Linked DNA regions of Homo sapiens: region 1 is linked to region 2. The links are chromatin contacts, found by Hi-C or POLR2A ChIA-PET in ENCODE. All regions are on one chromosome and are shown on one strand. Each heading gives the region's core, a stretch centred on a gene start or an enhancer-like site at or near the end of the contact. The rest is flanking DNA. Distances are from core to core; before and after follow the strand shown.

The links. A loop is a pair of places that touch in the nucleus more often than their neighbours do. ChIA-PET counts read pairs that join two places held with the same protein, here RNA polymerase II (POLR2A). Pooled maps may share reads with other maps.
Region 1: a map of endothelial cell of umbilical vein shows a loop between it and region 2 (5-fold over the local background). The contact joins two enhancer-like sites. A Hi-C loop is called at or near these places in 1 of 168 maps with a recorded cell type or tissue (endothelial cell of umbilical vein) and 1 of 50 pooled maps. POLR2A ChIA-PET finds 5 or more read pairs at or near these places in 2 of 52 experiments (Panc1 and common myeloid progenitor, CD34-positive).

Annotation. Positions count from the first base shown.
Region 1 is chr16:86,822,742-86,825,441 of GRCh38, reverse strand. No RefSeq gene overlaps it. Among named protein-coding and RNA genes, the nearest start is that of LINC02188, 100 kb to the right of the region's middle. RefSeq lists an enhancer at 646-1,294. Within about 2 kb of position 1,406, at least 4 of the 41 ENCODE cell types and tissues checked have a DNase peak (open chromatin) inside an H3K27ac peak, as active enhancers do; they include endothelial cell of umbilical vein, where a contact is called at or near this core.
Region 2 is chr16:86,679,796-86,682,495 of GRCh38, reverse strand. No RefSeq gene overlaps it. Among named protein-coding and RNA genes, the nearest start is that of LINC02189, 41 kb to the left of the region's middle. Within about 2 kb of position 1,380, at least 8 of the 41 ENCODE cell types and tissues checked have a DNase peak (open chromatin) inside an H3K27ac peak, as active enhancers do; they include endothelial cell of umbilical vein, where a contact is called at or near this core.

The DNA.
Region 1 (2,700 bases), core at 157-2,656, 140 kb before region 2:
GAAGGGGACATTGAGACTCAGAGAGGTGAAGAATTTGCCCAAGATCCTCACTTATTAGTGTGGTGGGAGTGAGGCCAGAAATCCAGGCAGTCCAGGCACAGACCTGAGAGCAAGACCCTCCCACCCTAGCACCTCCCTCCTGTCCACGGCAGCAGCTCAGTTCTCCTGAGAGTGAGGGAGGGGCGGGTGGAGCCCGGGAGACTGGCCAGGGAGCTGGGGAACGTGGGACCTGAGGGTCGAAGGCTGAGAAGAGCCGAGGAGGAAGGTGTCATCTTCCAGCCAGGCTCTCTGCTCTCTGCTCCTTGTACTTGTTGATTGGAGAACCCATGATGTCGCAACGACAGTGGAGGAAATGGTCGTCTAGACACACATCTAATTACCTGCTGTGAAAATCCCCACCGGGATGTGTGCCACAGGCAGGATGACCTGAGGCCACATTCATCTGAGCCCTCCGTGACGCTCACATGCAGGATGACCTGACGTCACGTTCATCTGAACCCTTGTGCCGCTTGGCATCAGCTGGGAATGGGACAGGCTGGACTTCGCCTGCTGCACCCCTTCTAGCTGGGGAACCCGGTGGGTGGGGATGGTTGGTGGTTTCGTTGGTTTGTTTTAAAGCTCCCTGAGGCTCAGTTGTGTTGTCCACAGAGCAGACTTCCTGTCTTGAGCACCTGCCTTGTTTAGGCTTCCCAGCAGCAGGTAAACAGCGTGTCCCTTTGCCTCCTGCTTCCAAGGTAAGTTTCCCAATGCCCCTTGCAGGAAGGCAGGAGCATGTCATGCCCTAGTTCAGGAGGAGGCAGCGTGGGTGCAGGCTCAGGCGAGGGTGGTGCTGGAGGGATCTGGTTCTGTGGGTTCTGTCAAGACTGCCACGGCTGATCATAGCGCTGTGATGCCACCTGCCAGAGGCCTCAGCCGTGACGTCTTTGCTGGAGCGCACTCCAGTGGGATCTAGGCATTGCTCCTGGTTTCCACACGTCCCACAGACTATGTGAGAGGAACTCCTGAATAAATTCTCTTTTCTGCGTCAGCTTCCTCAAGTGGATTCTGTTATTGCAACTGCAAATCCTGACTCACACACCGTCTCACAGGGTGGTTCCAAAGAAGAAGCGTGGTTGTGAGTTGCTCAGCATAACGCTCCACACGCAGTAGGCACCCCGTATACAATTGTTGAATGAATGAATTAAAGAATGAATTCATGGAAAGAAGGCATGGGGCAAGGTGTCCTGCACCTGGGAACTACTCACTAAATATGTGTTATTAGGACTGATCACGACGATTATAAAATAATTATAATGCAGCCTTGAAAATAGCCACCAGCCTGTGTGCATCTGGGCAGCCAAAGAAAATATGAGTCACCGCCGTAACCATCAGGGTTATTGCCAATGTCCGGGCCCAGGTAGAATTTCTCTGTGGCTTTGAGGTTAAGACAATAAATGTGTGGAGAAGTGATATCTCTCAGGCTGGAGGCTTTATGTCCGGGGTGCAATTTACCACGACTTCTTTTGTCTCTGCCATGGCGCCTGGCAATGTTTGAATGCTGGTGGGGTTACAGCTCTCTGCAGAAGCATAGTAGAAAAACAAGATCAAGGTCACACAAAAGAGGGTTGTGTGTTTGTGGCAAACCTAGTCCAACCTGGCTGGTAGAATAACCTAAAGGCAACTGTCAAATCAAGTGGAGTGAGGCACTTCAACCTCTGTCCACCAATCTGCTGTGTTTTTCTCTTCTCTCTGTGGGTTTTGAGCCAGAATCTATTTCCAGTTCATGTCTAGTTAAATGTCTCTGTTCTCTTTGGTTTAATCACCAAGAGCAGAAAGCCATGACGAGGGCGTCTCTGATCACAAACGAATCTGTCTGTGAAAATGCTCTTGGCTGGACTCTGCTGATCTTCATCGTAAAGCCCGTGGGAAGCTCTCAGGGTCAATATTCGGCCTTGTTCATAAAATCACCTAAGAAGGGTCCTGGTTTGGCCCTCTGTGATGGCTTGCATGAAACGCTGTGCAGCACCTAATAGGGCCTGCATTCCTCTAAACCGTTCATGTTATTTTTGGTGTGGGTGAACGAGGTTTGTTCGTGAGAATCTGACTATTGAAAACAGGCAGTGCAGATAAATGAATGGCTATCTCTGGTGCATGCTTTGGGTATATTCCAGATGTGTCAACTTGTAAACAAAGGAGGTGTCCGCTCCATGCTGGGGACCGTGTGGGCAGCTGGGTGGCTGTTGTTGGGTGGAGGTTTACACAGCAATGTCCCACAAGCCCCGGGTGCTGCCTGTGACCACCACTCCTCCCTGACAGGGTTCCAATGGGAATGGGAGAATTTGAATTCTGTATCACTGGCTCGTCTGTTCACTTCATGCCTTTGGAGGCCTGGTGATATAATTGTCTATGAATAGATGATTAGTACTTTGACCTTATGCATTAATTGACTGCCCCTAAAGATCTGGAAAAATGGATTTCAGTCTCATTCAGGGAAATGTTCAGAAATTTTCTGAAAAGACAAACCATACGGTAAAATGTGGTGATTGCCTTCATGGGGCCTGTGCACGTGGGTGGATGTTTGATGCCAAGAACTGGGTCAAAAGTAAAGATCTTGGCTATGGAAGGTGAAGAATGTGCACTGCCCTGTGGCGACCGCATCAGCACCCCTGGGGCCCCAGTCTCTGCAGATTCCGATTGTACCTGGTAACCTGGTCCACCCCT
Region 2 (2,700 bases), core at 131-2,630:
TTTGGCTGGTAGCTGTGTCACTCCAGCCTCTGCCTCTGTCTCCCCACGGCCTGCTCTGTCCCGTGTCTGCGTCATCTTCTCTGACTGTCATAAGGATACTTGGCACTGAACTTAGGGCCCACTGTCAATCCAGGATGACCTCATCTTAACTTCATGACATCTGCAAAGGCCCTTTTTCCAAATAGGGTTACATTCGTGGGTACCGGGGGTTCAGATGTGAGCAAGTCTTTTTGGGGGGAAACATTTAACCCACGACAGTCACCCTTCCCTGAAGGCAATGGGAAAAAAGAAGCCCAGCAGAGGCAGCTGGAATCCCAGCTCACTTGCTTCCCGGCTGGGTGACCTGAAGCTCTGAGTCTTAGTTTCTTCATCTGGAAAATGGATCATGCCACACCGTGGATGTGTGAATTAACGGAGATGGCACATAGAAAGCCAGCAGTGTTGAACTTGGCCACGTAGTAAGGCCTCGATAACCGGCAATGCAGAATTACGTTTCCCTACCAATTAGTGGCCGACCACAGTCTACCCAACCAGCAGACAGCAACGCGTGAGGACTTGGAGGGCAACGGAAATGTGCTAAAGGGGCAATGAGGGTCCTTTCTGAATACGCACCCCCCAGTTGGAGGACTGGGTGGATCAGAGGAGAGTCCAGGGGACTTCCAGGCTGGAGATGGCCTGCGGTTAACCCCTCGTGCCCCATCGGGCAGGAGGCGGGCCCTTCTCCCATCTCTCCCTCCCTCTCTCCTGTTTATCGGGACTGTGGGTGCCAGCCCAGACGACATCATCCGCTGAGTTCCCAGCGTGTCAGCCAAGGGTGAGCCTCCCACGCGCCCTCGGAAGACAGAATTTTGGAGCACACGCAGTGGCATTCTTGGATAACGATGGCTGCCTTCTACGAGCTGAACCCCCTCCACAGACGTCTCCCTGCCAGCCCCTCGCCGGTCTTCCCGCCCTCTGCCCAGCTCCTGGGCCCCACAACAGGCCGGCACGAACGAGGTTTGGGAGCTCTGTGGTGGACTGAACCAAGCGACCCGGCCTTTCCCAGTCTGCACCCAGCACCCGGCGCCAGCACCGACCAGGGAAGGGGCCTTCGAGCAAGCCCGGGTTGGTGGTTTGGGGTTTGGAACATCCGTTTTCAGATAAAATCAGAAGTTTTTTTATTAAAAAAAAAAAGGAGAGAGAGAGAGACAATTTCAGAGACAGCCTGAAAAACAAAACAACCCTTTAGCTCTTTCTCTGAAATGACATCAGCGGCCACCACAAAGCCGAATCGGCCTCACTGCATTCAGGCCATCGGGATGTATCATTTCCCCTTCAAAATACCCACTGCGGCATCGTCCCCAGCCCCGCCGGCTCGGAGCCTGCTCCCTCAGTGGGAGCGGTGCGCTTTCCCACCCAGGCTGCAGAGGGGCTTGTAATTGGAAAAGTGCAAGTTGCAGATGAACTGGGAGCCGAGGCCAGGAAATGGGTTTATGGTGGCCAGCTTTGTCCTCCTTTTGCACTCGGTCTCTAAAGCACTGTCCACATGGGCATTTGGGTCCTGGGAGTCAAGAACGACCTTGCCCGGAACGAGCTGTCCCCTTGTCCCTCTCAGTGGATGTGTCCCTCCCACCCCAGGCCCCCACTCTGAGCCCGTCCTGTCCCCTCTCCCTCTAGACGCATCTAGACTCCCCAGCCCCCACCAACTAGCCGCCTCTGGAGCATTTAAGCTACATGGAAACTGGAGAACGTTTTAGAAATGGATGTTTGTTTCACTGAAGCAGCAATGCAATTGCATTTGAATTTGTTTAGCATCACATAAAAACAGACATATCAAAAATGACCAGAAAGAAATATTAATACAATGGCATATTACGAATTATCTGGTTGTCTGTGGCTAATGAGTTGTTTTTTCGTAATTCCTTCTTCTGTAAATTTTCTAAATTTTACTTTTGTAATACAAAAACGTTATTTATTAAAAACCACCAACTGAATCTTGTCTCGGGGCCAAAATGAGCTACTTAAGAGAGTGGAAAGTCAGCCTTTATAGAGAGCCAACAGCCTCCAGGGACTTATTTCTTTGAAGAGTCACTTTTTAAATCTCAGAAATAATCTGCATAGTTGAAACTTCTGCTCCTCTGGGATTGTTATTCCTTCATTAGTTAAAGTGATTTACTGAGTCACAGGAAATTTCACTGCTGGACCAAAAAGTGATTCAATTTCCCAAGCATTTACTGAGTGTTTTCCCCAAGCCTGGCTCCGGACTGATAAAGCTGCCCTGTTCCTGCCCTGGCGGGGACACTCAGTCTAGTAGATGCCCTGAGAGTCAGTTCTCTCAGTCATTCAACAAACGTAAATTGAGCTCCTACTCTGTGGCAGGCACTATTTTGGGGTGCTAGGAATAAAGCAGTCTACAATAGAGACAAAACTCCTCATCTTCCTGCAGCTTACATCTATGGCAAATGTGCAGAAAGAGTGTCTTAGTCTATTTTCTGTTGCTATAAAGTCATATCTGAGGCTGGGTAACTTATAAAGAAAAAAAGGTTTATTTGGCTCACAATTCTGGTGGCTGGAAAGTTCAAGATTGGGCATCTGCTTCTGGTGAGGACCTCAGGCTGCTTCCAGTCATAGCAGAAGGTGAAGGGGAGCTGTGTGTGCAGCAACCTCATGGGAGAGATGAGGCGAGTGAATGGGGGGAAGGTGCCAGGCCTTTTTAACAAC